Regions from separate parts of the Homo sapiens genome. Here regions 1, 2, 3, 4 and 5 are each linked to region 6. The links are chromatin loops, found by intact Hi-C in ENCODE. Cell type or tissue: heart right ventricle. All regions are shown on one strand. Links, peaks and the distances in the headings refer to the core of each region. The heading gives the core; the rest is flanking DNA. Region 1 has its middle 98 kb from the start of IPO5. Region 2 has its middle 77 kb from the start of STK24-AS1. Region 3 overlaps DOCK9 (dedicator of cytokinesis 9). Region 4 has its middle 80 kb from the start of SLC15A1. Region 5 has its middle 85 kb from the start of STK24-AS1. Region 6 overlaps FARP1 (FERM, ARH/RhoGEF and pleckstrin domain protein 1).

What was found. Hi-C counts contacts between places; a loop is a spot of excess contacts. Peaks named below come from ENCODE experiments on the same cell type or tissue, not always from the same donor. Only the 100,000 strongest peaks of a DNase experiment are listed, where the experiment ranks them.
Region 1: it touches region 6 in a loop (3-fold over the local background); 27 of 110 quality-filtered maps call a loop at or near these places.
Region 2: it touches region 6 in a loop (9-fold over the local background); 106 of 110 quality-filtered maps call a loop at or near these places.
Region 3: it touches region 6 in a loop (2.8-fold over the local background); 45 of 110 quality-filtered maps call a loop at or near these places.
Region 4: it touches region 6 in a loop (5-fold over the local background); 81 of 110 quality-filtered maps call a loop at or near these places.
Region 5: a loop joins it to region 6, with 3 times the contacts of the local background. A loop is called at or near these places in 107 of 110 quality-filtered maps.

Annotation. Positions count from the first base shown.
Region 1 is chr13:97,852,641-97,857,965 of GRCh38, reverse strand. No RefSeq gene overlaps it. Among named protein-coding and RNA genes, the nearest start is that of IPO5, 98 kb to the left of the region's middle. RefSeq lists enhancers at 1,150-1,249, 1,270-1,389, 1,420-1,489. In heart right ventricle, for the core only: a CTCF peak has its summit at 2,275 (motif pointing left); a DNase peak (open chromatin) is centred at 2,240; H3K27ac peaks cover 394 bases.
Region 2 is chr13:98,651,280-98,656,604 of GRCh38, reverse strand. No RefSeq gene overlaps it. Among named protein-coding and RNA genes, the nearest start is that of STK24-AS1, 77 kb to the right of the region's middle. RefSeq lists an enhancer at 3,117-3,236. In heart right ventricle, for the core only: CTCF peaks have their summits at 2,816 and 3,019 (motif pointing right); a DNase peak (open chromatin) is centred at 3,014.
Region 3 is chr13:98,841,275-98,845,274 of GRCh38, reverse strand. The region is part of intron 38 of DOCK9 (dedicator of cytokinesis 9); the gene reads left to right. Among named protein-coding and RNA genes, the nearest start is that of DOCK9-AS1, 11 kb to the right of the region's middle. In heart right ventricle, for the core only: a CTCF peak has its summit at 2,197 (motif pointing right); a DNase peak (open chromatin) is centred at 2,234; H3K27ac peaks cover 645 bases.
Region 4 is chr13:98,670,076-98,675,400 of GRCh38, reverse strand. It overlaps the pseudogene RN7SL60P. Among named protein-coding and RNA genes, the nearest start is that of SLC15A1, 80 kb to the left of the region's middle. In heart right ventricle, for the core only: a CTCF peak has its summit at 2,188 (motif pointing right); a DNase peak (open chromatin) is centred at 2,050; H3K4me3 peaks cover 328 bases; H3K27ac peaks cover 906 bases.
Region 5 is chr13:98,659,507-98,664,831 of GRCh38, reverse strand. No RefSeq gene overlaps it. Among named protein-coding and RNA genes, the nearest start is that of STK24-AS1, 85 kb to the right of the region's middle. In heart right ventricle, for the core only: no CTCF peak of the experiment used is centred there; no DNase peak of the experiment used is centred there.
Region 6 is chr13:98,443,507-98,448,538 of GRCh38, reverse strand. It overlaps FARP1 (FERM, ARH/RhoGEF and pleckstrin domain protein 1), which reads right to left. Exons shown (of 27, transcript NM_005766.4): 25 at 2,334-2,441; 26 at 1,722-1,873; 27 at 1-303. The coding sequence ends at 222. It overlaps STK24 (serine/threonine kinase 24), which reads left to right. Exons shown (of 11, transcript NM_001032296.4): 11 at 1-3,354. Among named protein-coding and RNA genes, the nearest start is that of FARP1-AS1, 10 kb to the right of the region's middle. RefSeq lists enhancers at 2,430-2,479, 3,250-3,299 and a silencer at 2,410-2,704. In heart right ventricle, for the core only: a CTCF peak has its summit at 3,033 (motif pointing left); a DNase peak (open chromatin) is centred at 3,028; H3K4me3 peaks cover 352 bases; H3K27ac peaks cover 601 bases.

The DNA.
Region 1 (5,325 bases), core at 649-4,648, 590 kb after region 6:
CTGTCCAAGAGGCTTCATCTCTCAAAGCCTTGGTTTTCTCATCTGCACGATCTGGAGAATAATTCCTGGCAGTGTTGTTGTAAAGCTATTTTAATTTCTGTTGTATAGTCAATGCTTATTTTTGCTCAGACTATGGGAATTCTGCAGTTGAAAGGGCCCTTGGAAATCGCCTGTCAATCCTGTCACCATGCAGATGTAGAAATGAGAGGGTTTGGTTCCAGGAATTAGTCCAAGGTCTCAGCTAGCCAAATTAAGAATTAGTTTGCAAAAAATTTTTTAATGATATATTTTATGGTAGAATTGGCTATAATATCCCATAGCTCATCCATGCAGCAATATGAATTAATTATTAAAGCAGGACTATTGCTCCAAAATCTATCAATTAGAGTACTGGGGAGAGAAACTGGGTACTCACATTTCTTTCATTTATTATCTGTGCAACAGTCACTTAATCTCTCTAAGACTCATTTTGGCATTAAAAAAGGCATTATGATAAGTTCTTTGCCGTCTGAGTGTTACTCTGAGCGCTATTGATGCGTTATTTCACAAACTTGCAGCACACACGTGGTCTCATCATCTCTTAAAAAATGAAAACTAACCCAAGATCATTATTAAAATTTTTTTTAGAGGCGAGGTCTGTCTATGTTGCCCAGGTTGGCCTCGAATGCCCAGGCTTGAGCAATCTTCCTGCCTTAGCCTCACAAGTGGCTGGGGTTACAGGCCACACCACCACACCCAGCTCCGAAGTCATTCTTGACTAGCAGAAAGGCTGGTATCTCCTTCTTAGGGCTACCTGCTCCCCCAGTTGTTTAAAAACTTGAGGGTTATAGTGTCTAAGGTGGGAGGTGGTAGGGAGTTGGGTGGTGAAGCCAAAGTTTAATCAGTTCGCCGTTGCCACAGCTCCTCCTTGCCACACCGTGTCAATGTCAGAGCCACCTCTAAGTCCCCCAGGGACTTTCCAGAAGTTAGGGAGGAATGCCCGTCTGGGCATGCACAGCCCTGTGGACTCTTTGTGTGGCACAGGAAATCTGGGCAAGATCTCAGCTCCTACTTGCTTCTGTGAGCCTCACGTCCAACATCCCAAGTGGTGGCCCTGGTAGGGAGGACGCCTGGTCCAGCACCATCTGACAGAGATGCTGACCTGGTGCAGACTGAGTTCTGTGCTCATTACTGTGGTTCTCTGAGGGAGGACCCAGCCCCTGCCCTCCTTGTGCTCCTGAGTTTACAGCTTTCATAGCTCAGCTGTTTCACTTCTTCTGGCGGCCATTCCAGGAGGCAAGAGACACCTGGGGAGCACCTGTGTCATCTCTTCCTCCTCCTTGGGGAACCACAAACTTCACCGTCAGAATACAGAGGGCCTGAGTTCTGCCCCTTTGGTAAATTCTAGGGCCAACAGCCCTTCTTCCAAGGGCCTGAATACCTACAGGAAGGCCTCCTCCTGAGAGTGCTGGTGGGACTTACCCTCTTGATATTGATACAAGTAGCTCCTAGAACATGCTATGACTGAGCAAAACCAAAAAACCCAATGCAAATTAAAGCTCCTTAGAGCCATCTTGATACACGTAGGCATCATATCGTATTAGATATTTAAAAAAAAATCTGCAGTTAATGCTGTAAATCAGGTGGAATGTGAAATCAGCTGGCGGCTTCATAATCCTCCAAGGAGCTGGACCTTCTGGGAAACCCTGCAATCCTTTTTTGGACTGGCTCTCATTTGCATATGAAATTGAGGGTGCTTCGACATCCTTCGAGCCGGGTTGCACAAGTCTTAGCTGGCCTCCCTTGTGACCGAGAAACAGGGGCCCAGCCTGGGGTCAGGGCCTGGAATTGCTTCCTTTGGGACTCAGCCAAGCGCAGGCCTTCCACATTAGCATTAGTGCTTTCTTCCATCAGAATTCAGCTGCCCCCCAGAGCCAGTCCCTGTGCCAGAATCCAGACAACCACTAGATCCATGGTAGATTACTGTAAACAGTAGAGTTTTTTTTTGTTTGTATGTTTGGAATTCTAGCAAGACTGACCAATTTAAAAAAACTCTCAGAGCTCAGTGAAAGCAAACCAAGGATTAAGTGAAAACACCAGCAAACAAAATCGATAAATCAGTAACTTAAAGAATGGACCTTCGAGGCCTGCTGTTCAGAGTGCTTTGCCAAGTGACGTAAGAGCCAATGACTTGAGATGCAGAAGAAAAGTTGGGAATGATTTTCCTTAGCGGGAATTCATTTATTTTGCGTGTGCGCTGACAGTGAAGGGCTGAAAGCAATGCTATATCGCCCCCTAGTGCCAAATATACGCACATTATCTATGCTGCTTGGGCTCCAACATTGCCATGGCCTTCTCCAAATAAAGCCAATGCATTTTGATGAAATCTAACTGCAACAAATCACATGTGACAGATACTAAAAACAATTATTCCAAGACTTTCCCTGGCTTCTATTTTATTTTAGTTTTTATTTCTCATCTTAAACTTTTATTAAAATATATTTGACTGATTAAAGCAAAGATAGTAACCATGTCTAACATATGTGGAAATAAAATTATTGATAACAACAGCACAAAGATCGGAAGGCAAAGATTGAATTACCTTGCTGTAATGTTCATATATTATACATTAATCCGTAACATACAAAGGAAATGATTCCAGAAAAGCATATCTAAAAGAATATTATAATTGTGAGATATTCTTTTCTAAATTTTAATTTTTTCCAGATTTATTAAGGTATAATTGACAAGTGAAAATTGTATATGTTTATGGTATAACATTCAATGTTTTGATATAGGTATACATTGTGAAATGACTAAATCAAACTAATTAACGTATCCATCTCCTCACATTCTTATCACGCTTTTGTGTTGAGAGCATTTAAGAGCTAATCTTTTAGCCTTTTTTTTTTTTTTTTTGAGATGGAGTCTCCTCTGTCATCCAGGCTGGAGGGCAGTGGCGCGATCTTGGTTCACTGCAACCTCCGCCTCCCAGGTTCAAACAATTCTCCTGCCTCAGCCTCCCGAGTAGCTGGGACTACAGGTGCCTGCCACCATTCCTGGCTAGTTTTCCTATTTTTAGTGGAGATGGGGTTTCACCATGTTGGCCAGGATGGTCTCGAACTCCTGACCTCAGGTGATCCACCTGCCTCGGCCTCCCAAAGTGCTGGGATTACAGATATGAGCCACTGCACCTGGGCCACAATTTTCAAGCATACATTGCTATTATTAACATTTGTTAACTATAGTCACCAGGCTGTAAAATAGCTCTCCAGAATTTATTCCTGTGGTCTAACCAAAGCTTGATACTCTTTAACCAACATCTTCCCGTTTCTACTTCCTCTTTCCCTGTAGCCACCATTTTACTCTCTGTTTCTATATGATTTGACATTTAACACTCCACATGTAAGTGAGATCATGTGGTGTTTGTCTTTCTGTGCCTGGCTTATTTCATTTAACATTATATTATGTCCTCTAGGCTCATCCATGTTGTTGCAAACACAAGGTTTCCTTTTTTTAGTGGCTGAATAGTATTCCATTGTGTATTTACACCATATTTTCTTTATCCACTCATCTGTTGCTGGACACTTAGGTTGATTTCCTATTTTGGCTATTGTGAGTAATGCTGCAGTAAACACAGGCATGTAGATAACTCTTTGACATGCTGATTTCATATCTTTTGTATATATAGCCAGTAGTGGGACTGCTGGATCATATGCTAGTTCTATTTTTAATTTTTGAGGAACCTCCATATTGTTTTCCGTACTGGCTTTACCTATTTATGTTCCCACCAATAATGTACAAGGGTTCCCTCTTCTCTACATCCTTGCCAACACCTGTTATCATTTTTTTTTTTTATAACAGCCATACTGACAGGTGTGGGGTAATACCTCATTGTGGTTTTAACTTGCATTTTCCTGACAATTAATGGTGTTGAGCATTTTTTTTCACATGTCGACCTTCTGATTTCTATGTCTTAATTGCACTGATCATGGAAAAGGAGTGAGAAGATCTGGGGAACTCACAATATATTTGGGAAGTTGAAATTCGATTGCATGTGAAATGGCAGGAAGTGAGCAAGAGGAGAGAAAAGTCTGGATGAGCAGGAGGGAGGGTGTCCGGAGCCAGTTCAGAAAGCCCCACCCTTGTCTTGTTTTTGGAGAAAGAAAGCAACGATTAGGGTCTTTAGGGAGAGAGAGTCTAATGGAAATTTTTAGGAAATTTTGCTATTTACTCTTCAAGGATTTTTGTTGTTTGACTTGCAATGAGTCACAGGACTAAGCTAGACCTTAAATCAGTAGCAAGCAGGCCACATTTCATTTGTGTTACACATTAAAATATGACATCTCATGCTGTTTTGATATTTTTGGTAGCTGCGTGGGTGAAGGACTAGAGGGGATAGATGTGTCAGAAGAACAGTGGGATTCATTAATAAACACTGCCAAATATCTATTGGGCCTTCCTTACATGCCAAGCACCTTCCTAATTGTGCCCTAATGGAAGAGAAAATGGAAGTATCATGGATTTCTGGGAGAAGGGGGAGTGAAATGAGATGGAAAGAAGGTTAACTGAGGTGACAAGGCCACTGATGGAAGTAGAAAGTTAATGAGCCAAGAGCCCTTATAATGGATCTCTGGCCAGTGTCTGCTTCCTCCCCTCTCTGGGACACTGCTTGATGTCAGCACCACTGCAGGGCAGGACCATTTTTTGAAAAGCAGTGTGAGTTTCTCTTCATGAGATTTGCAAATACATGTCATATTTAAGTCAAATAAGCTGATGTTTTTCTCCATGGAACTGTATTATTAGTAAATATCAAATAAGACTGTTACGTAGCTCTGTGTCAACTTTCCAGCACTTTAGCAGTCTCTGAATGGCTACTATACTGCCCATTCATTTTTCCACCCATTCACCCATCCACCCACTCATCCACCCACCAGTCCATCCATCCATCCATCCATCCATCCACCCATCCATCTACTTACCTACCCTCACGTCCATTCACCTATGCATCCATCCAACAATCTACCCACCCATCTATCCATTCATCTACCCACCCACCCACCCATTTTTCCATCAAACCATGTATCCACCTACCCACCCATCTATGCATCCCATCCACTCATCCATCTATCCACCCACCCATTCATCCACTCATTAATCGATCCTCCCATCCACCCAACCATTCATCTAACCATCTATCCATCCACCCATTTTTCCATCCAACCATCTAACCATCCATGTACCCAACCATCTATCCATCCATCCATCTATCCATCCATCCATCCATCCATCCACCCATCCACCCATCCACACTTCCACGCATTTATTGATCCTTCCATCTACCCA
Region 2 (5,325 bases), core at 619-4,618, 210 kb before region 6:
GAGTTGCTTCCTAGGGCTCTGGGCTCCTCTGCCCCAGGCCCAATCAGAATGCATCTATGGTCTTTCACCTCTGCCTTTGGCTTTAGCTATTACCCTATGAGCTCAGGATCCCACCTCCCTTTTCACCACCTTTGCACACAGAATTTCAGGTCCTTCTCTGCCTGAGGATTCATCATGGCAGTGATTCCCATTTGGCATCACCATCCCACATTTTGCTGCCTCTGAACCTTGTCTGCTGTGAAGACTTTCTTGGCATTCAAGGCTTGCATTTATCCCTGGACTTTGATGTTCAATCCTAGCGTGTACGACTTCTGTAACTAAGCCAACATGGCGGCAAATGCCTGTAGTCCCAGATACTTGGGAGGCTGAAGCTGGAGCATGGCTCGAGGTCAGGAGTTCAAGACCAGCCTGGGCAACATAGACAGACTCCCGCCTCTTTAAAAAAAAAAAAAAAAAAAAAAAAAAAGCCGGCACAGGGGCCCACGCTTGTAATCCCAGCACTTTGGGAGGCTGAGGCGGGTGGATCACTAGGTCAGAAGTTCAAGACCAGCCTGGCCAACACAGTGAAACCCCATCTCTACTAAAAACACAAAAATTAACTGGGCCTGGTGGCGGATGCCTGTAATTCCAGCTACTCGGGAGGCTGAGGCAGGAGAATCACTTGAAAGGTGGAGGTTGCAGTGAGCCGAGATCACACCACTGCACTCCAGCCTGGGCAACAGAGCTAGACTCCAACTCAAAAAAAAAAAAAAACACCCAAGACTCCTACCTCTTTAAAACAACAACAACAACAACAACAACAACAGACTCTGTACTCTAGACTTCCCTGTCCAGCCTCAAGTGTGAGTTCCTACACTCCTGGTCGTGGATCTGCCCAAACTTCCTCCTCCTACTTCTCCCCGTGGTCTTCTATCCTCCAACGTGAACAAAGAGTTCATGGACCAGGTCAGGCCTAGAGGCCTCAAAGTCACTGTTAGAATCCCCAAGAGGCAGCCTCACAAGACTCAGGTGATGATGCCAGCTCTCTCCCTAGTCTAGTGGTTTTCAAAGTGTGGTCCCTGGACCAGCAGCATCAGCAGCCTCTGAGAACAACTTAGAAATGCGCCTTCTCAGGCACTGCCACAGCTGTATTGAATCAAACACTCTGCTTTAACCCTCCACACTTGTGCTTTAACGAGTCTCCAGATGATTCTGATATGGAGAGGGGAAGTGCGCAGGGATTTCAAGGAAGGCTTTCCTGACGTCTGTGTGGTTCAGGCTGTCACCCTGAGAATGCACAGCCCTCAGTTGGCCCCCTGGAGCCACAGCCCTGGAATTTGGGGACTATATCAGGAAGTCACTCAAATACCCCAAAACAAGAGTCAAAGATTTCCTGAAACGGGACCTTCAGGGAGACAAACGGGATATGGCTCAAGCCATCCTGCATCCACACCACTTCCAAGCCCGCATGCTCCACTGGAAGCCATCATCTTCCTCCACTCCAGCAAACAGACCACATTGTAATGATCCCAAGGACCACCTGACGCAGACCTGGATGAGAAAAGTTGATCCAGGAAATCCAGGACTAGGGGTAAGGGCCCTAATTTTATTTGTTTATTTTTTTCAAGATGGAGTCTCACTCTGTCGCCCAGGCTGGAATGCCGTGGCTCGATCTTTGCTCACTGCAACCTCTGCCTCCTGGGTTCAAGCAATTCTTGTGCCTCAGCCTCCAGAGTAGCTGGGATTATAGGCGCCCACCACCACGCCTGGCTAATTTTTGTATTTTTAGTGGAGATGGGGTTTCACCATGTTGGCCAGGCTAGTCTCGAAATCCTGACCTCAGGTAATCCGCCTGCCTTAGCCTCCCAAAGTGCTGGGATTATAGGTGTGAGCCACCGCGCCCGGCTATATGTATTTTAATTTCTGTTTGTCTTTATTTTTTCATATATACGTGTGTGTGTGTGTGTGTGTGTGTGTGTGTGTGTGTGTAGTATGTAGGTATGTATGTACTGAGCTCCAAGATACCTGGAAAGATGTAAATTAGAATTAGTTCTAATGTTCTAATCTCAAGTTAATTAAGTATATTACTGCTACTGACTCATGCTCCAGGCACTGTACTTGGAGTTTCGTGGTTGATCCTCAGAACAACCATGTGTGGAAAATATCTATTGATGGAGGGCTGTGGAATGGTGGAAGAGCTGGCCGGCAGTCGGATCAGCTGGGATATCTGTTGATGGAGGGCTGTGGAATGGGGGGAAGAGCTGGCCGGCAGTCGGATCAGCTGGGATATCTGTTGATGGAGGGCTGTGGAATGGGGGGAAGAGCTGGCCGGCAGTCGGATCAGCTGGGATATCTGTTGATGGAGGGCTGTGGAATGGTGGGAAGAGCTGGCCGGCAGTCGGATCAGTGGGGTATCTGTTGATGGAGGGCTGTGGAATGGTGGAAGAGCTGGCCGGCAGTCGGATCAGTGGGGTGTCTGTTGATGGAGGGCTGTGGAATGGTGGGAAGAGCTGGCCGGCAGTCGGATCAGCTGGGATATCTGTTGATGGAGGGCTGTGGAATGGGGGGAAGAGCTGGCCGGCAGTCGGATCAGCTGGGATATCTGTTGATGGAGGGCTGTGGAATGGGGGGAAGAGCTGGCCGGCAGTCGGATCAGCTGGGATAGCTGTTGATGGAGGGCTGTGGAATGGGGGGAAGAACTGGCCAGCAGTCGGATCAGCTAGGTTTGGGTCTAGTTTGCGGCTAATCACAAACTGTTACATGGGAGATATGTAGTACTGAAATTGGGGGCTTTTGCTGATGGCCAAAAAAACAAAGGTGCTCAATGAATAAATCTTGGTGAAGAGTGGATCCCTCCATTTTACACATAAGGAACAAAAAGCTTTGGAGAGGTCAGCCAGAGGTTCTCAGCACCGGCTGTGCACGAGAGTCACCTGGAGGGTTTTAAATGCCCAATCCCTGGTAATCCCCAGACAGGGCAGCCTGGTTGAAAACCCCTGCGTTAAATATGTTGCAGGCAATCCCATGGCCAGTAGGTGGCAGGGCTGTGACTTGAGCCCAGATCTATTGACGGGAACCCAAGCTCTGGCTTAAGGAGCCAGTTCCTGGAGCTGGAAGTGCAGGTAACACCTCCAGGTCACAGAGCAGATGTACCGTGAGAAGCCTGACAGTAGAGACTGGGCTTCCCTCAACAATACTTGCCACGGAGGGATGGTATTTTCCCACTTGAGAGCCTCCATTTCAGGTTGTGCTGATCACAGGGAGAGAGAGAAAGACTCTTTAGAAACAGAGCAATATGTGAAGCCACTAAGAAGAATCTAAAGGTTTCCTTCTAATTAAAGGGATTACTCTGCCACGTTTAGGAGACAGAAAAATGCTGCCCCCTAACATTCTATGGAGCTGTACACATCACAGTGTACGTCCATACCTACTTCCCAGCTCTGCCACTTCCTAGCTGAGTGTCATTGGGCAAGTTACTTACCCTCTCTGTTTCTCAATTTTCTCATCTGAAAAAGTGGGATAATGATAGTATCTACACCAAAGAGCTTCTGTGATGATCACATGATATGTGAAGCACTCAGAACAGGGACTGGCCCATGGAAAGTGCTCAAGAACATCAATTATTACATTTGGACTTCACAACAACATCCTACAGCTCAATGTCTCACCCCAAGTTAACAGCCAGCAACCCAGAGCTGGCATCAAACCTTCCTAAGTCTGGGTCGAAAGGACCTGTCTGTCTACACCTGCACTGCAAAGGTCCTGTCTTCATCCTCTCTCACCTGGGCCAATCAGTGGCTGCCTACCTTTGTCCCTGTCTCCAGGCCCTTCTTCATCTAATTTATCTATCCTTTTTATTGATATGTTTTTAACTTTTTATTTATTTTTGTTTTTATTTTCATGTATTTTGTTTTATTATAAAAGTAAAATACTTTATTTGTACAGATAAAATTTGAAAATTGTGGGTTAAGAAAAATCCATCAGTAGTCCCACTGAATCTGGCCACAATTCTTTGCTGCAATATGATGCCTTGAGCACACAGTTCTTTACATAGCTGACCTCATTCTATAGAGTGCAGAAGAACCACCTGGAAAACTCATTTAAAGTTCAGATTCCTGGACTCTAGCCCCAAAAGCTCTGATCCAGCAGCCCTATGACTGGAGACCTAGATACTTCTGAGAGCATTGCCTTTGAGAAATCTTCTTGTACAGGGCTGTAATCTCGGCATCATATACATTCTAGTCCTATTTCACTGAACCATTTCACCATAAGCATCTTTCCTTGTTGCCACATGGGCTCCACACTGTAATTTGGCCTTTACAGAGCTTCCGTACATCTTAATAATGTCACAGTGCAGGTGGTATTTTCCTAGCTGACCCAGCTCAAACTCTTCCTCTGGTTTTGTTGATCTCAGATGAAGGGTATGGGATCTGGCAGAAGAAATACAACATTGCATCAAGGGGACGCATAGTCATTTCCCTCCATTGGAACCTTTACATTGAATCTGTTTAAGCTCTCCAGGCAAGTCTGAGTGTGATTAAGCCAAGTAGGGGCTCCGGGGTGGAAAATGGGACCAAGATCTGAGCAGGTACAGTCCACCGAGCAAAGTCAAAGTCTGGAGCGGGAGACTGAAGATTGAAAACATTCCAGAAGCCAGTGGTTGGAGCAGCTGGAAGAAGAAGGCCCAAACCACCAGGGAAGGGACTTGAGTGAGGCGGGTGCCAAGGGCACGGGAGTTGAGGAGACACAGCCTCCTTTGTTTCACAGGGGTCTGCCCCACCCTGCTTACCACATGAGCCTTGACAATCGCTCCAGAGAGTCTGCTTTTGAGAATCTCTTGTAATCTGTTTTACCCTGGAAAAAACTTTTATGTCTACTGATCTGCTGGGGCCCATCTACCTGACCCATTCCTATGACTTAAAAGGCCCTCCCTTTTTCCTAACCAGGTACCCTACTGTCTTGCTTAACTAATATGATTATGTCCTCAGCTGGACTAATGGGGGGGACCAAATCCTTCTAGGGGAGAGGGAGAGACAAACAATCAGGTGTTTCTGAAACCTTATCTCCTCTCTCCATCAGCGATGTCGACCATGAAGGATTGGACAAGACTATATATTTCAGGAGCACCGCTCTGGTATGCAAATCTGTGCACAGAGACCCATGACTGCTGAAAACCAGTTTTAATACCTGGTTTCTGAAAGACTCTTCCAGAAGCAATGTGGGTCTTCATCTTGTTGCTATGGAGGTTGCCAAAGGCCTCCAGCTCAGTTTCCAGAATTCGCAGCGTTAGAGATCCCACCATTCAGACTTATTCAAGTCCTTTCCCATGGGCAAGACTCAACAAAA
Region 3 (4,000 bases), core at 1-4,000, 400 kb before region 6:
AAGACCCTTTTTGTTCATCTTGCCTTCCTAACTTTGGGGCTTTCTAACTTTACAAAAGAGATTCTGCCAGAACAGGGGAGCATATTTTTAATTTACTTTTATCAGTCAGCAGAGGGGACAAGGCATTGTGTGCTGTTTCTAGTAATTTAAGTGCTTTATCTTCTTAAGGGTTTCTCAAAGCAGAACACCTGAAAGATATCAACCATACAGCACGTGAAAAATTGATGAGATCATTTATAATACCCATTTCTGCTAGCATTGTGTTCTCTAAATTGTTCCATCTCTTCTCCAAGCATGACACAGCTAGTTATTGTTTTATCTCAACAATTATTTGTTATTCCAAGTGCTGTCTTTAATACATGGTTATTAATATCCTTCCATCATGTCTAATAATAAATTCCATTCGCTGTGATTTTTCACACCTCTTTTTAAAATACAGGCCAACAGTAAAGGCAGTGTTCCCAATGCATTGTATTAATAATAGTTCAAAGTAAGACACCTGAGGAACCAAAACAAAGCAGCTTCCCACACCTCTGACCCAGCAACGTGGGCATTATGAAGATTGTCCGGGTGCAGTTTAAGTGTTATGAAGATTGGCTGGGCATGGTGGCTCATGCCTGTAATCCCAACACTTTGGGAGGCCAAGCTGCTGGTGGCCAAGCAGCAGGTGGATCACTTGAGACCAGGAGTTCGAGACCAGCCTGGCCAACATGGTGAAACCCCGTCTCTACTAAAAATACAAAAACTAGTCAGGCTTATTGGCACACACATGTAATCCCAGCTACTGGGGAGGCTGAGACATGAAATCACTTGAACCTGGGGGGCTGAGGTTGCAGTGAGCTAAGACTGTGCCACTGCACTCCAGCCTGGGTGACAGAACAAGACCCTATCTCAAAAAAAAAATAAAAAAAATAAAAAATGTTATGAAGATAGTCTGTCTTGATAAAATCCCAGGCTTAATTTAGATAATGTCAGTCTGCCACACGGAGTTGGTAGCCATAAAATGCTACTTCTGAGTTCTACACTTAGCTGTAGAATGCAAATTGAGTGACACCTTTAAGGCTACAGTACTTGATTTTTTAACATCTTTTCTGTTGGGGCTTTGACTAGTTCTGCAGAAAGGGATTGGAACAAAACCAGGAGTTTGTTATTTTTAGTTTTTCTTTGCCATTTAGCAGCAGAAATTCAATCCCCACTGATAAACAGAACCTGCTGGACCTCCTTTGCTCAGATAATTTCTATAACACAGAGGTTAACTCACTATTGGTTGAAATAAATGCTTAAACTTTGAAGCACTTTTTAAAAAATCATAAGTACACCAGTGCTGCACCTCCAATGATAATCATTTAGGAAACACAGAAAACAAAAATTAAATGAATGGTCCACATGTGAATAAATAACCTTAATCCACTCGGATATGCAGCAGCTCTTCCCACTGCAAATGGGTTTTGTGGTGGTAACTTGAATTGGAGGAGAGAGACAGCTGGCCTGGTGCTGCTGCTGCTGCCAAAAGCCATCTTGTTAACATGGTTTATTTCCATTCTGTCTTCCTGCTACCCACAAGAGCCCTGTCCTCCTGTCTCCCTCCTCTTTCATCAGTTTTCAGTGGCATACTGTCCTCAGTCACATTTCTCCTGCTTTGCCAGTAAACAGCATGTAGCTGATTCTTCTAGTCCTCGCCTGCATTCCTACAATTCCTGCTCATTCCGAATTGGTTCTGTTATCTCCTAAGTTGTTGCAACTCCTAGAACTCAGCCTTCTTTTACATCTCCAATTCTCATTATGTGTTTGAATGGCTTCAGCTTTTCCCTCCGCTAGCTCTTTGAGCTCCAAATCATCAACTCAGACAAAAAACACAGAGAAGGGAGTGCATACTGTATGTACATGAACATGTTTGTGTGTGTGTTTTATATATATGTACATGTTTGTTTTCATCTCTACCTGGGTATTTTTTGGGAAATTTATGGCCATATGTCTTTAAAAAAAATCCCATTTAACAACAAATACAATACCTTCTGTTGGGCCAACCAATATGACATAGATCCAATATGTGAGAAAGTTGCCAGGGAACCCCAGGAGTCCAAAATGATTTTATTTCAGAAGAGAATAAAAATAGGAAGAGTCCCTGTACATCTGCATTGTTCATTTCCGCTATTTCTGTAGAGTAGGAAAGGCTTTGTCAGAACTCAGCTTGACCAGCAGGGAGCAGCAGAGGCCCATGGGAAACGGAATCCTTTGTAGGTCTGTCCCCATCACCACTGGTAACAGGACATGGAAGAAGGCACCACACGCACTGCACATGGAACTCCAGCAAGAACCTGTCTTTACTCTTTAATTTTGATAGGAAGTAGAATAGCAAATCCCCATGCCCAAATCCCGTGATGGCCAAGTAGTCTTAGCTATTTGAAAAACACCCTTAAAAGACAGGTTTGTTGTTTAGGCCATCACTCAGGTGTATGGAAAATAAACTTTAGAACACTTAGGCCTTGACATATTTAGTGTAATTTGTGCTCATTGTGTATCAGTGGAAGAGATTTGTGTCAAATAAAAAATTGAGAGTGATAGCACAAAACCACAAAGAGAGGGTACACTGTAGGTACATGAACATGCATATGTGTATATATGTGCATGTCTATAAACCACATTATGAGGTGAAAACTTAGTGAAATGTGTTTGAAAATAAGTGGTGCATTTGCAAAATATATATAAAATAACACTATGTTTACTTTGATGTCGTGTTGTTCTAGGAATACATCAAGTTCATTTGCATAATTCATATTTTCCACTGGTATAATGCAGGGAACACCAGCCAAGAGGTAGCAGCATGAAAAGAAAATCTGGATTTCATATAATTTGATCTAAAAGGCAGTTAAAGATTACTGGGTCAAGTTGCAGATAATATTTCAGATCAGAATCAGAAAGTATTTTCTAACTGAACTGGCCTTGAGTGGCATGTGCTGAGCTGCCTGTGAAGTTCATGTGGACACCTGCAGCTGGAGCTGTGCAAACAGACTGGAGGAGGCCCAGCTGGGGTATTGTCCAGGTCACTTAAGCATGCCATGAGGAGTTGGATGGCGTGGCTTGTCAGGCCCCATTTAACTCCGAAATGTCTTTGTTACCTAAAGCACAAGCAGGAAAATGAATATAGGTGATCATTAAATTCCTTTACTGTACATCATATTGAATTAATATGAAAAATACAGAGAATGTAGACATCTCTGAGTTAAAATATTTTCCAAAAGTTTTAAAGCATGGATAATATATCTTTAAAATTGGATAAAATGTGCTTGGATGCTTTAAACATATACTCAAAATAGTAAATAAATGTTTGTGGCCAGGCATGGTGGCTCATGCCTGTAATCTCAGCACTTTGGGAGGCTGAGACAGGCAGATCACTTGAAGTCAGGAGTTCGAAACCAGCCTGGACAACATGGTGAAACCCCGTCTCTACTAAAAACAAATAATAATAATAATAATAATGCAGAAAAATCTGGGCATGGTGGTGCATGCCTGTAATCCCAGCTACTCAGGAGGTTGAGGCAGGAGAATTGCTTGAACCCAGGAGGTGGAGGTTACAGTGAGCCGAGATCATGCCGCTGCACTCCAGCCTGGGTGACAAAGCGAGACTTCGTCTCCAAAAAAAAAAAAAAAAAAAAAATTTTGTTCATAAACAAGACACTTATTTCCTTGATTCTGAGATATGTTTCCTTGATTCTGAGGCACATTTTTGCACACTTTCTAGTATTTCCAAAGTTGGGTATATCTTACACATTACACTGGATATGGTAGTCTGTCATTGATTGGTATTTCTTGCAATTGATGGGGTCTCAGAGGTGAGCAGGTCTGATACAGTGTATGTTTAAAGTCAGTCATTTGTAATATCCTTACAGAGGATTTTAAGATGTGTGGTATGTTTAAACCAAGTATTTTCACTTGGGGCCTTTACTTCATATGAGGTCCCACTTTCAGATGCAACTCAACATTAGGTTTAAAAAAGACA
Region 4 (5,325 bases), core at 511-4,510, 230 kb before region 6:
GTGAGGGAGAGCCAGAGCCCAGCACACAGGATCAGGGGAGTGAGGGGAGCGAGAGGCCGGCATACAGGATGTGGGGAGGGGGAAGGAGGGAGAGCGAGAGGTCAGCACACAGGATCAGGGGAGTGAGGGGAGCGAGTTGCTGAGGGCGGAGAGAAAGGGTGTGTCTTTCATGTTGGGCAGGCCAGGGTGAAAGCCTGGGCTTTTGAGATGTCTACAGAGGGTTTTGAGCCTAGAAGTCACGTGACTGCTGTGTGGCAGGACCCCTCTAGCTACTGTCTTAAGAATAAAGTGATCTGGGCGTGGTGGCGCGTCTGTAGTCCCAGCCACTTGGGTACTTGGGAGGCTGAGGCAGGTGGATTACTTGGAGCCTAGAAGTTGGAGACCAGCCTGGGAAACATAGGGAGACCGCATCTCTACAAAAAATTTAAACATTAGCCAGGTATGGTGGCACACATCTGTGATCCCAGCTCCTCAGGAAGCTGAGGTAGGAGGATTCCTTGAGCCAAGGAGTTCGGAGCAGTGGTGAGCCACGATCGCACCACTGCACTCCAGCCTGGGCGACAGAGCGAGACTCCGTCTCAAAAAAAAAAAAAAAAAAAAAAAGAATAAACTGAAAGGGGCCAAGTGTCCATGCAGGTTCCCAAGTGACCTTCCAGGAGGGTGGCTCTGGCTAGGTAGGTGGCAGTGTGGTGGTGAGAAGTGGTGGGATTCTGGATATACTTTGGAGGTTGATGGAGCCAACAGGATTCTCTGACAGATGAAATGTGGGAGACAAGAGAAAGATATTTGCTACTTTCAGCATGGCCTGTTCTAAGGGCTTTGAGCATTTTATTCATTTAATACCCTGAGCAGCCCTTGGAGGTAAGCATATCAGCATCCTCATGCCACAGATGAGGAAACTGAGGCACACTGTGGTTCAATAACTTGCTCGAGATCCTACAACTCTGTAAGTGACAGAGACAAACCCAAGCTTGATGATGGCTTTCCTGTGCCTCTGTTCTCTCGAATTCTGAGAGTGCCTGCACCTTGGGAGGAAGCAGAGAGTCAATGTTTGTTTCCAACAGAGAGGTGACTGCAGTAGTCTGTGATTGAAACAGAAACCACAGTTGGGAAGTAGGAAATCCAAGTTCCCATCTGCCTTCCTGGTTAACTAGTCTAGGTATAGACTTCCAGTCTGTAATCATATCAAGGTGGAATTGCTAAGAAGAGCATGTTTTCTGTCTCTCCCTCTCTCTCTCCCCACCGCCCCTCAGCTCACCTTTATAAATCTGTTATTTGCCTGATGTGTTTCTTCAGAAAGAACTCGAGGACACTTCCAATCCCCTTCACACCTCCACTGTCATAGGAGCAGGGAAGGCCTTGGAGACAGGCAGCCCCATCTGCGACGCAAGGACCTGCGCTGCCTCTCAGGGAATAGCACAGAACGGTGGTGAGAACGGAGGTCGCAGAGTCCAAGATTTGGATTTAAGTCCCTAAGTAGGGAGCTCTTAGGACCTGTGTGATAATGGGCAAGTTCTTAGAATTCTGAGCCTCAGTCCTCTCTCTGAAATATGGGGATAATGGTAGTGTCAATGTCAGAGAGGTGTTGCCAGAATTTGCATTAAGGGGACCGAACAACTGCCCTCGTTGGTCCAGGACTGAGAGGATTCTCAGGACAGTCCTTGGCCAAACAGGATGAGTTGGTCACTTTAATTTAATAAGACAATCTATGTAAAGTGCTTGGACTTGGCTCATTGAAGTGCTCTTAGATGCTCCAATGATAGTATCTCTTCAACAACATTTATTTAGTAAGCACCTACTATGTGTTCAATGCTGTATGATACACTGGGGGTAAAACATAGATAAAGCCCTGCCCTCAAGGAGTTTGCAGGTGTTCACGGAATGCTCAGAGCAAATCCTTGGGGTCCAACCATGACAGGGTTAATAGTGGGGCTGTGTCTAAATGGGAGGACAAAGGTCAGGCACTTCTCTCAGCTGTCCCCAGCAGAAGCCACCAAACAGAGCAGTGACCTCAGTGGCTTCCTGTTTCGAAAACATGGGCGTCTGAGAAGCCGGATGGCCCCAGGGTGTGGTCAAATGACCACAGGTGCTTTGCCAAATGGCTCTGGGCAAGCCCAGCTCCCGGAGCTTTTCTTTAGACTGAGTGAGGTCCGGGCAAACTGTTTGCAAGTTCCCCAGATTGGCCACAAGATGGCAGGAAAGCACATTTGTAGGAAAACATGGCAACAAAAGGCTTTTCTCAATGTCAGAAATTAGGAATTTTTTGTGCGTACACATCAGAAGGCCTGTCCGAAACTGAGTATTTGTATTTCTAGAAGTTTCAATCTTGGGACTGGCCATAGCGGACTTACAGTCTGTCTGGACTCAGGTAGGGATTCCAGCAGGGATCGCAATTCCTCCAGATGGCACCAGACATCTTGTGGAAGCAACGGGCTTTACCTGAATTAGGAGAAATTCAGGAAAGAAATTCACATTGACAAAGCACTTCCTACATGCCAGGGTTTGCATTATTTTACATATGTCCTCATCTATTCATTCATTCAACAAATATTTAGTAAGCATTACTATTTTCTAGGCACGGATGTAGGCCAGATAAACTGACAGAGAGTCTAACGTCAGGTGTGGATAAGTGTCACAAAGCAGAAACAAAGAGAGTAGGGAGGCAGAGAGTAATGAAGGCTGATATTTTAGTCAACTCTGATGAGTATTCTATTAATTTCAGTATTTGAAGAACCTTTTGAAGGACTCCAACCTGGAGGCCCATTGTACAGCAGAATTCAGAGAAATCCTTCTAAAACTATGTTGGGTATTGACCATTTTTGGTTTGGGTTAAAAAACAAAAAACAAAACAAAACAAAAAACTATGTTGGGGTCCCCTTCATCTCACCACTTTGTCACCTCCTGTACCCCATATCATCTTCTTTCTTGACTTAGAAAGAAGACCCTTTTTTTGGTGGGGTACTTTTCTGTAGTGACTTCCTGAGAAAGGTAATAGGGGAGGTAAACTTTTTCTAGGGTCTTGCAGGTCTGAAAATGTTTGAATTCTCCCTTCTCTTTTGCTTGACATTTGACTGTGTATAGAATTCCAGCTGGAGACCATTTTTCCTGGTAATTTTTTTTAAAGAGATGGACCCTCACCATGTTGCCCAGGCTGGCATGCAGTGGCTATGCCCAAGTACGATCCCACTATTGATCAGCATAGGAGTTTTGACCTGCTCCAGTTCCAATCTGGGCCAATTCACCCTTTCCTAGACAATCTGGTGGTCCCCCACCCCCAGGAGGTCACTATATTGATGCTGAACTTAGCGTGGACACCCGATTGGCATAGCACACTACAGCCCAGAACTCCTGAGCTCAAGCGATCCTCCCCCATCAGCCTCCTGAATAGCTGGGACTACAGGCATACACCACCATGCCCAGTGTTCCCCGGCAATTTTGAAAGTATCACTCCACTGTTCCAGCTTTCAATGCTTCAGCTATTGAAAAGCCCAAGGCATTCTGATTGTTATGGATCTTGTGTGTAAGAATGTTTTTCTCTCCAGAAGCTTGTAGAATCATCTGTTGGGTTCTAGAAATTTGAAATTTCATGATGATATATCTGGCATGGGCCCATTTTTAACCATTGTGCTGATGCTCCAGTGGCCCTTTCAAACTGGAAACTCATGTCCTTTGATTGTGGGACATTTTTATGAATTTTTCATTTTTAATTTTCTCCCTTCCACTTCCTCTGTTCTCTCTGGACTCCTGTTATTTAGAGGTTAGTCCTCCTTGACCAGCTCTCTAATTTTCTTATCCTTTCTCTCCTACTTCTTTTTCTCACTTTTTTTTTTTTTTTTTTTTGAGACAGTCTAACTCTATCTTCCAGGCTGGAGTACAGTGGCATGATCTCGGCTCACTGCAAGCTCCACCTCCCAGGTTCAAGCCATTCTCCTGCCTCAGCCTCCCGAGTAGCTGGGATTACAGGTGCTTGCCAACGCACCCAGCTAATTTTTTGTATTTTTAGTAGAGACAGGGTTTCACCATGTTGGCCAAGCTGGTCTCGAACTCCTGACCTTAAGAGATCCACCTGCCTTGGCCTCCCAAAGTGCTGGGATTACAGGTGTGAGCCACCGTGCCCAGCCTCTACTTTGAGATTGCTTCAGCTATGCTCTAAGCTCTCTCATGTATTTTTTACTTCCTTCATCAAGTCTTCAATCCAAAGGGCTTTTTAATTACCTGAATTGTTATTGATTATAGTATCCAGCTTGTACTTCTTGATTACAGTGTCTTCTCTTAGAAGTTTCAGACAGTTGACATACGGATTTTGAAGTTTTTTTACCCTACGTAATCTCTATTTTCCCCAAGTTGCCTTTTTTTCTGATGTGCTTGTTTTTTGGTATGTTTTTCAAATAGCAGATCTCATTCGATGTCTTATGACCCTTGGCTGTCTGCTCTATGTTTAAGAGTAGGGGTAGACAAAGGAATATAAATCATTCTATTATAAGGACACCTGCACACATATGTTCATCGCAGCACTATTCACAATAGCAAAGACAGGGAATCAACCCAAATGCCCATGAATGATACACTGGATAAAGAAAATGTGGTCCATACTGTGAACCCAGAACATCTGAGACAGGCCTCAATTAATTTAGAAAGTTTATTTTGCCAAGGTTGAGGACGCGCCTGTGACGCAGCCTCAGGAGGTCCTGATAACATGCGCCCAAGACGGTCAAGGCACAGCTTGGTTTTATACATTTAGGGAGACATGAGGCATCAATGATATAGGTAAGAAGTACATTGGTTCCATCTGGAAAGGCGGGACAACTTGAAGCGAAGGCAGGAAGACTCGAAGCAGGGAGGGAGCGTCCAGGTCACAGATAAGAGAGGGCATTGTCTTTGGACTAGGGCGCTGTGTCTTAAGTCCCACCGGCTTCTCCATGAGACCCACACAGGCTTTGCCTGAGTTTCGCTCCTGCCTCTGGACGAGGTTACTGTGCTCAGTGGTTTGCCCTTAACAACTCAGGCGTCCCCTTGCGCTTTTAGATTTAGGCCTTAAAAATTAGCATGTAATTATGGAAATCACTCAGTCACTTGATTATGACCTCAAAGGCAGGGCTCTTAGTATCCAAATGAAATATTGGGAATTGAAAAATATATCTTAGAATGAAGCAAATTGCCAAATTCCAGTAAAACTCTGAAGATTGCAGTGCCTTCTATCGGTTTTAATCTATGAACCAAACATTTCCAAGGATGGATGACCCAGATTTAGCATAATAGTTCTGCTAGGGAACACAGCCATCAATTACTACCCCTCTCTGAATAAGCAGGGCTCTCATTCTCATT
Region 5 (5,325 bases), core at 529-4,528, 220 kb before region 6:
GCTCAAACCCCACAGGTTGCCACATTTGTTCAGTCTGTTGGGGCATACAGAGGCAGAATCTATCCTAAATCCATACCATCTAGAGTAGTGTCCAATGCAGAGTTGGCCATCAATACATTTTTGTTAAAAGGAATCAACAAGTGAATGAATGTATGGTCGGTAGAATGTGGCAATGTTGATATTTCATTTAAGAGAAGACCAGCAGTTATCCACCTTGAAAACATCAGGCAATGACCTGTCTGGAGGCAGAGGATTTGAATTTGTGATTTATTTGCCTTTTTTTTTTGACATTTGATTGTTTTGTTAGAAACCCACCAAATAGATGCCTGAGGCTTTGAGGGAATGTTTTAGAAACAGTAGAACACCCACTCCACTCAGAGCTCCAGAAGCCATAGGGAGGACAGGGGCTGCAGTTCCAGAAAGGACTAGATTGGGAAAAGATGACTTGGAAGGGAAACAAAAGAACATCAACGTGTAGCAGCCGCGACTCCCTGGCAGGTTCCTCCTCTGCGTAGGTGTCAGTGCCCGAGCCACCCGTGGAGCAGGCTTCTTTAGTCACAGTTGAACATCTCTGACTCACCACCTGACATGGGTTGTGCTCGTATTTTCCATTATAGAAACTGTATCTGGTGAGTCAGGACCAGAGAGAAACGTGAGACTTGTGGAGGTGTCAGAGGCATTCGAACCACAGCGACTCCATCTTGAGTGAGGGCTGGAAAATGAGGCTGGGGCTTGCTGGGCTGTTTTCCCAGAGAGTCAGGCATTCTGAGCCTCTAGAGTTTACGGTTAAGGGAACAGATTGATAATACTTACTAGACAGACCCAGACTTGGGAATGTCCAGATATCCAATATCTGGAAAACAAAGGCATTCCTAATTTTGTTTTAAAGTTAATAATATTGATTCTTACAAAATATAGTAATTAAATGAAATTAATCCTTTATCACAAACCCTTGTAGAAGAGCACATCTTCCCATCATCTTTTTTTAGTCATATATATACACACACACGTATACATATATACACACACATATACATATGTGTGTGTATATATATACATACAATGTGTGTATATATATATACATACAATGTGTATATGTATACACATACAATGTGTGTATATATACATTGTATATATATGCATATATAATGTATATATACATAGTATATATATGCATATATATACAATGTATATATACGCATATATATACAATGTATATATATACGTATATATAAACAACGTATATATACATGCTTGTACCTAGGGCAGACGCGCTCTTCCTCTTACTTTCCGGAATGCCCTACTCTGTCTATGGAGTAGCCTGTTCTTTCACCACTTTACTTTCTTATTTATTTAATTATTTATTTATTTTGAGATGGAGTCTCACTCTGTCACCAGGCTGGAGTGCAGTGGCACGATTTTTGCTGTGCACTGCAGACTCACCCATCATTCTTTCTTTCGAGAGATAAAAGAACCCTCTCTTGGGATCTGGATCAGGACCCCTTTTCTGTAACAGAGGGTAGGCGTTTAGGCTCTGTGGGGAGAAGGAAAGGTGATGTAAGCCCTCACAGGTCCCCACCTTGGCCAGAGAAGTGTTCCCTAGCATGAATGAGGACCCCCAGCCCAGGTCTCGCGCTGGGCTGCAGGGAGCATTTGAAGGGGGAAACTGCGCCACTCCTGCTAGTTTTCGTGGGTGATGTCAGTGCCAGGCTTGATCACTGGCAGGTTCCGGGGTCAGCCCTCTGAACCAGTCCCTGATTCCTGAAATCTGGCAAATACAAATTAAAAACAAAGGTGTAATTCTCCCAGCTGAAAAGAAAGGGATGCCCCACCTTTCCCTTTTCTTCCAGAAGTTATTTCTCCATCCTTTTCAAATGTATGTGAATCTTTTTTTTTTCTTTTTTTTTTTTGAAATGGGATCTTGCTCTGTCACCCAAGCTGGAGTGCAGTGGCATGATCTTGGCTCACTGCAACCTCTGCCTCCTGGGTTCAAGCGATTCTTCTGCCTCAGCCTCCCGAGTAGCTGGGATTACAGGCACGCACCACCATACCCGGCTAATTTTTGTATTTTTAGTAGAGACAGGGTTTCACCATGTTAGCCAGGCTGGTCTTGAACTTCTAACCTCAAGTGATCCGCCTGCCCCTCGGCCTCCCAAAGTGCTAGGAGTACAGGCGTGAGCCACCGTGCCTGGCCTATGTGAGTCTTTTTAATGGTTAAATAAGCCAGTCTTACAACTCAGAAATGTTTCCTCGGGGACCCAGGGGGAGCCCCCTCTTTGCAATGGAATCATCCAGGACAGGAGCGTCCCTCCTGTCTCCCACTTTCCTGGGAGGAGAAGAACCTAGAGCATCACCTGACTCCACATTGTAAAATCTGCCTAATGTCAGAGCCATGACACCTTTAGCTGTCACCTGCAATGCTCATCTTGTTCTGGTTTAGATGCTTATTCAATGATAACAGTATCTTCTTCCTCTCTATCTTTCAGGAGAGGTTTTCTGGGCTGGGAGTGGATTTTTAAAAACTTTAATTCTATTTCGCCAACACTTTGTGCAGCACCAGGCATGCAGACTTCATGTCAGGGCCGAGGCCAGAGATGCAAATCTTCTCTGTTAATCAGACAAAGGGGGGCCAGACCCCACGCTCTGGCTTCTTCTCCAGATTCCAAGCCACCGATTTTTCACTCACAGACTTTGTGTTGTGGGCAGAACATGCTCTATCGGCATCAAAATATTGAGCCCAAATCTACAGGAACAGAGTTCCGTAAGTTACCCACGAAGGGCTGTTGCCAGCCCACGTGCTTTGATTGGGTCTCCAGGCTGAGAGGCCAGGTGGGTGGCGAGGTTCCTATGAATTGCACCACTCTGGGTGGCTTCAGATCTCCTGGCTCACTGTCCTCTCACTCCAGCAAGCCAGCTAAATTAAAGCGTCCCTCCCATTGCACAGGACACCAATCACCTGGGCATCTTTCCCTGAGACACACAGCCCGGAGCTATCATGAGCGAGCTGTGTTAGCTTCAACCAGCATCTTCTTCAGAGAGGCCGATCACCTGGGCACATTCACATGCCTGCTTGTTTGCAATGCCCACCAAGACCTCACACTCTGAGAACAGAGCGTTGGAGGCAGAAGAGGAGGACGGAGGAGAGGTGGAGAAGGAAAAAGTGTGCTGGAGCTGGGCACGTAGGTGAGGGCAGCCTGGGGAGAGGCCCTCTCCGGCCTTTATGGGCCAAGCATTGTGAGAGGGCTGGGTAGGGCAGCAAGGATACCAGCATGCAGGGCCAGCGCCCGCCAAGGAAAGTGAGAGAGGGCCGTGCTCTGTCTACACCCACCTGGCGTTCCTTCCCTTTCCAGAGGTGAGACCATTAGATGGGCGTGCCAGCTGCCTTCAGCAGGGCCTTTGGGATTGGGGAATAAGAAGCCCTTCTCCCTGGCCCACTCCCCATTCATGGTCCACAGTCTCTGTTATCGTTCTTCCTTTTTTTTTTTTTTTGATGGAGTTTTGCTCTCGTCACCCAGGCTGGAGTGCAGTGGCACAATCTCTGCTCATTGCAACCTCCGCCTCCCAGGTTCAAGCAATTCTCCTACCCCAGCCTCCTGAGTAGCTGGGACTACAGGCGCCTGCCACCATGCCCGGCTAATTTTTTGTAATTTTTAGTAGAGACGGGGTTTCACCGTATTAGCCAAGATGATCACGATCTCATGACCTCGTGATCCACCCTCCTCAGCCTCCCAAAATGTTGGGATTACAGGCGTAAGCCACCACGCCCGGCCCTGTTATCCTTCTTTAGGACCCCTGTGCAGTAAGATGAAGGTGAGAGGCTGAATATACAGATGGCTCGTGGCCAGATCATACATGAAAATAGAACTCTGACCCCAAAGCTGTAGCAGCCAGCCCAGGACGTGGCCTGATATCTATGAATCAGACCAGTGGGACCCAGGCCACCACATCCAGCCACCAGCCCAGGAAGCCAAACAGTAACCCCTCCAATAGTGGGCCCCAAATGGCCAGGACTCGATTAGTAACTGACCACTTCCCTGATGTTTGTGCCCATTTCTAGCTTAGGATCAGCCAGCTTGCCCCCGACCAATCACGTGGCTGCCCCACTGCTATTCAGCTGCCCCTGGCTTCCCCAGGCAACAGCCTCCAACAGGGCACACCTGAAGCCATCCCTCATGTCAGCGGTAAAGCTCCCCCATTCCCATGCCTGTCTTTGAGTCTCTGCCAAATGCCAGTGATGGTGGCCAGCTCCCCTGCTATGGCAAGCTCTGGATAAATTGCTTTTCCTTGTGCTCCTTTGAGTGGTCTTTGTTGATTCCTTCCGATGCAAGAAACAGCCTCTCTTGCCTAGGAAGAGAGAAGACCCTTCCAGGGTCAAGGCTGGGTGAGAGCAATGTCCTCCCTGCTGCCGAGGTAAATCCGTGTGCCAAGGGTGGCATGGAGCCCTCTCACCTCTAGAACCCTCCACTGCCCGCCCAACCCTCCTGCCACCTCTTCCTGGCCCCTCCTTCCAGCCTGCTCTTCCCAGAGCCAATAATGAGACAGAGGCCTGAGGTGGTTTTCCGATGTTCGGGAGGCACTGCCCAACGTGAATGCTCCAGGCCTTCAGGCATCAGCCTTGTGGGCATCTGGTTGGAGTTTCACAGGAAGTGACCCTCGGGAAATCAAATTAAAGTCTCCAGCAGAACTGACCATGGTGGAGCAGCAGGCAGCATGGCTGGGGCAGTAAGGAGACACTAGGGACCCCACAGAATTAGTAGCACCCTTGGCAACCCCTGGACGGATCAGATGACTGGTAGTAGCAATGATTAGGTACAAAACACGAAGCCTCTCCTCCATGCCAACCACCACCTGTAGGCAAAGACTGAATTGGGGCCCCAGTAGAAACAGTGGGCCCGGCTCACGCCTATAATCCCAACACTTTGTGAGGCTGAGGCAGGAGGATCGTTTGAGCCCAAGGGTTCAAGACCAGCCTGGCAACATGGTGAGACCCTGTCTCTACTAAAAATACAAAAAATTAGCAGGGCATGTTGGTACATGCCTGTAGTCCCAGTTACCCAGGAGGCTGAGGTGGGAGGATCACCTGGGTCCCAGAGGTTGAGGTTGCAATGAGCCAAGATCCTGCCACTATGCTCCAGCCTGGGTGACAGAGCCAGATCCTATCTCAAGAAAAAACAAACAAACAAAGGCAACAGTGAATCAGACCTCAGCGTAGAGTTCTCTATGCCTTCTCAGCTCTTCCTTCAAGGAACGGAGTAACTTTAATATTCAGAGATGTCCCTTGCTTTTGTCCTTGAAGAGCAGCGAGTTGAAAATATTTTTTTATTA
Region 6 (5,032 bases), core at 801-4,800:
ACAGCGCCCCCAGCGGATGCCAGGACTGGAGGTGGGAGCGCTGTTCATTCAGACGCTGAGAGGTCGGGGTTAAAAAACGCGGCTGTGGAGACAGGAGAGCTGCTGGGAAGCCATGTTTTTGATTTTCAGACAGGTGTTAATTTTACCAGGCTTCATTAATACAGAAGAAAGGAAACGTCTTCCAGGAAAGCAGCCACTGCGGAAACGAGTGTGTCCGGCCATCAATACACAAGAGACTCTTTGTGACTCAACACGTGGGGTCGCGAGGCAGAGCTGGTGGCACTGCGGATCACTTCCATCCACCTGCAACACGGGAACGCCAGTTAGTCAACCTTTTGTTTGGACGGACTCCTGACACTTTGGTGGGCATCGCTTACAGAAACACAAGGTGAAGTCAGGCCGCCTGGTTGGTAATCTGCCACTTCAGCAGAAGAGCAAGGGAACAGCCAGCACCCAGGCGTTCCTGAGGTACAGTGGAGACCCACTGGCCTGGGCACTCACTCAGTGTGGAGCTGGAAGTACCTTGCTGCAGTGACACTGCCCGCTCCATTGGAGCAGTTAGGAGCGAGGTGGCCTCTGGTTGCTGGGGAGAACGCTACCTCCTATTTTCATGGACATGGCAGAGAATGGCGGGACGTGTCCCATCCTGCTTAGTGGAAGCTCTCCCTTCCTTTTTTCTTTTTCTTTTTTTTTTGAGACAGGGTCTGGCTCTGTCACTCATACTGGAGTTCAGTGGTGCAGTTATCGCCCACTGTAGCTACCTCCTGGGCTCAATCGATCCTCCAGCCTTGGCCTCCCAGGAGATGGGACTACAGGCTTGCACCACCACGCCCAAATCTCCCTTTTTATATATTTGTGTATTTGCTCTCTACCGGTGCTTCTCAAATGGGTGCAATGCTGTCCCATTTGGTAAAGTCTGGAGACATTTTTAGATGTCCCAACTGAGGGGTTGCTGCGGGCATCTAGTGGGTGGCCAGGGATGCCGCTGAACATCCTGCACAATGCAGGACGGACTCCCCAAATTACCTGGCCTTGTCCCAGGCCTTTCAGGATCTGGACTGCAAGGCTGGACCCTTTGTCACAATAATAGCAAAATCCCAACTTTGATCAACCCAGCTCTCAACCCAGCTCTCGAGCTCAGTCCAGGATCAGATTTGAGAATGGCTCTCCTCTAGGTTCCTTTTTCAGGTGATGTTGTTTAGGAGGTGCTCAGCATATTGCTGAGGACCCCTCCCCTTCTGCCTCCCGGGGCGAGGAGGGCTCAGCAGGGCAAACTGCACAAGTAGTCGGCTTGGGGATGCAATTTGCAGAGGCCCAGGATCTCTATTCAAAATATGAATTGCAGGAACAGTCTTAGGCCTGACTGTTGCATTTCTTTCTTGGCTAAATGAAGTCTGCAGTCCCTGCCATTACACCATGTAGGCAGTCTCACTGGGGCTTAGCTTCATCATCCCGGACACGTTATGTCAGAGATCTCCAAGCAAGATGTCTAGGGCCTCAGCCAACACCGTGCAGGGTAAGGGCGCAGGGAAGTTGGGACCCCACTTTCTGCCATGAGAACAGAATCGCCTGCTGGTGTCGGGCAGTGGGACCCCAGGTCTAAACGCTTAGTTGGCAGGGAAGGGTGGGGCCATCTCACTCGCTGACTTGGGAGAAATCCTGATGTTTGGAAGAGGGGGTCCTCTTCTGCAGGGCCCTGTGCGTGGGAAGGGGGTGTCTACCTTTCGAACGTGTACTCGCTTTCCGCCCTGAAGTAGTAGACGTGGGACTTGAAGTGCAGCTTGAACACGTAGTCTTTCTGGATGTTCTCGGACTCAGAGGGGATGGTGAGCGAGTAGCCGAGCAGAGGCAGGCTGGCAAGGGGATGATTGTCCTGGAAAGGGGAAACAAAGCAAAGTGGCTTTTCGGGGTCAGCTTCTGCTGCTGGGCCTGGCTGCTGCCCCGCATCAGACAGGGACTTGGGAGCCCAGGCAGCTCCCTCCTCGGGCGTGGGCCTGGAAGGGACCATGGCAGCCAGTGTTTGCCTGTACGTGATGGCCCGGGTGGCAAGTCCCGCCAGGACTGAGCTGTAGATAAAGCCAACCCCCGTCCCTTGTCCAGGCAGAAGACAGGTGGCCCTTCCTAGGGCAGAAGTTGTCCTTCAGTGGATGATAATGTCAGTCTTCCCTAGAGTTGAGGGCCTCGGGTGGACAGGGCCCCCCGCCAGCATCCCTGTCATCCCCGTGACACCTGGAGCCCAAGAGGCCTGAGTCATTCCAGAGGAGGGCGGCCCCCTCACCTCATGCTGCCACCCCCAAGGTCCCAGGGCCACCTGCCCTGTGCGAGACACTTACCTGGTGTGATTTGTAGAAGAACAGGCAGAAGTTTGTGAACACCACCCACAGCTTCTGCCACCCGTTGCTGTTTTTGAATTTCCTCAGCAGGTTTCCAGACAACTGATTCTGAAAGGCAAGGAGGCCTGTGAGAAGCACAGCGGGCACCTGCCCCAGGAGGGCACAGAGAGCAGCTCTCCCTGCACCAGGGCCCTGGGCTGGGGCATGTCCGTGACTGAAGGATGTGGGCCCCACCCCCGCTCCCCCGTGTGTGGGGAGACTTGGCAGGTCCTGGGACCCTGATCTCATCACTTCCCCTTGTCACTTGCTGTGGGGCATCTTGGGGTCCCTGTGTCCCCCCAAAAGACACGTTGAGGTCCTGACTACCAGTACCTTAGAACACAGGCTTATTTGGAAATAGGCTCGTTGCAGGGTAACTAGTGAAGACGAGATCACACTGGGGTAGGGTGGGCCCTAAATCCAACGGGAGTGGTGTCCTGAGGAGAAGAGCCACCTTGAGGGGAGAGGGGTGTGCCCTGTGACACCGAGGCAGAAATGGGGGCGCAGGACCCCATGCATTGCCAGCAGGCGGAAGCTGAAGGAGGGAAAGATCCATCCCAACAAGCTCAGAGCAGCACTCGTTTTGAGGGGCCAGGCACCCTACCCAGGAAGTGGGGCCTGGGGTGCATGTGAGTGGCTCCCACATGCCCTCTAGTGGCCCAGGAGGCAGTTGCAGCCCTGCCCACCTCCAGGCTCAGGGCCGGCCCAGCCCCTGGAGCATTGTTAGGATGCGCTGCAGCCCAGCTAGGGGGCAGGGACAGGCACCTGTGTCCATGCTACCTCCAAACAACTCTGAGCAGGCCTGACGCACTGGTGGCTCATTTCGTCCCTTTGCCAAAGTGACATCACCAGCAGAGACTCAAAGCAGTTGCACCACCTTGTAAAGGCACTTAATGCCACTGAATTGTTCCCGTAAAAATCGTTAAGTTGGCCAATATTGTGGTATAGCTATTTTACCACAATAAAAAATACAGACCTCCGAGTCTGCCTCATTCCATCTCTCTGGGTGCCCCTGGCACTAAGCTTCTGTGCTGGGAGCTGGGATCAAATGGTCTGATGTCCCTGCCCTCCAGTTGCTCAGGGAGGGTCCAGTGGGAGACATGGACACTGACAGTAGGTCCGTGAGGGGCTGCAGGATGTGGGGGACCCCGCAGACGGGGAGAAAGGGCATTCCAGGCCAGGCAGGCAGCTCCAGCCATCCATCCTCCTCCCCCAGTGGCAGAAAGGAACAAGAAAATGCAAGGCTCCAGGTTCCCAGAAGGTCCTGGTGGTGGCCAGGGCTGGGCTGATGCCCATGCGGCATCTTGGGTCACGCAACATGGAGCAAGGAGGGTGGCACACTCCCCTTTCCTAGGTATTTTCATACTGACTCACATAATTTTCACACAGCAGCCAGCCCACAGTGGGGTTCATACATGTCACCCATCACAGTCTGGGCCCATTTGTTTCCAAAGCAGCTTCCTTAGCGCTCTCTAGCTTCTGCCTGGCCATTCCAATAGCCTCTGGAAACCTCTTTATCAATAGGCACATCCAGCGGCCCTTCCTCGCTCCCCACGGCCGGGCCGAGCCTCCCGCTCCCCTGTGTCGGGTCCATCCTGGCCTCCAGCGTGTTACGGGCCCTGCGCGCCATGAGTCTCCTGCCCTGCACTCAGGAGGCCGAGGCCATGCTGGTGGCTCCCAGACCTGTCTCCATTCACTGCCTTCACGAGAGGGTCAACATCCTTGTTCAGAACCAGACCAGCCTGCCCTGTCTCCTCGTGGCCCTTCATTGGGGCCACCGCTCCTCTCCCTTCTTGGATCCCATTCCCTCAGACCCTGCTGTGGGTTGAATTGCACCCCCAACAAGTCCAAACCCTCCGTGCCTACAATGGTGACCTCACATGGACACAGGGTCTCTGCAGATGCGATCGAGTCAAGGTAAGGTCACTAGGACGAGCCCTAAGCCCAGCACGAGCCGTGTCCTTAGAAGAGGATATTAGAGTGCAGATACAGGGAGGACAGCTGGTGACACGGCAGACCGGAGCCCTGCAACATGGGTGGAGTCGGGGACCCCCCGAGAAGAAGACTGCCGCAGCCACCAGATGCTGTCAGGTGGGGACATTTTCCCTCAAGGCCTCCCAAAGGAACCCACCTGCCAGCAGCTTGATTTTGGACTTCCGGCTTCCCGCACTGTGGGAGATGTTTCTGTGGCCTCACCCAGTCTGAGGTTGGTGCCGAGTGACGCCACGGGGAACAAATATAACCCCCGTGCCCGCCACTCCCTGGCCTCACTGTCCCTTCCCTCCTTCCGGTCCTGTCTGCACCCCGTCCCTTCCCTCCTCCCAGTCCTGTCTGCGCTCTGTCTGCTGAACAACTTCCCTGCTGTCCCGTCTCGCCACTCCAGCCTTAAAAGACAACTTGCATTGCTTTGCCTCTGGCCCTTCACTGGCTCTAGTGCCCACAGGCTGGGCAGCCCTCTGGCCATCCCAACATCTGACCCCACCTCTAGTGGGAGCCCCCAGGCCTGCCGGCTTGCCCACAACTTTTAGCAGAGGCCAGTGAGGCCACACGGTCCCCAGATACGCCCCTTCCTCAAGTGTGCCTACACGAGTCAGACGGGAGTGGGAACTGGGAGAGGCTGGGCACGGGACTGGGGAGAGGAGGCTGTTGAGTCAGGAGGA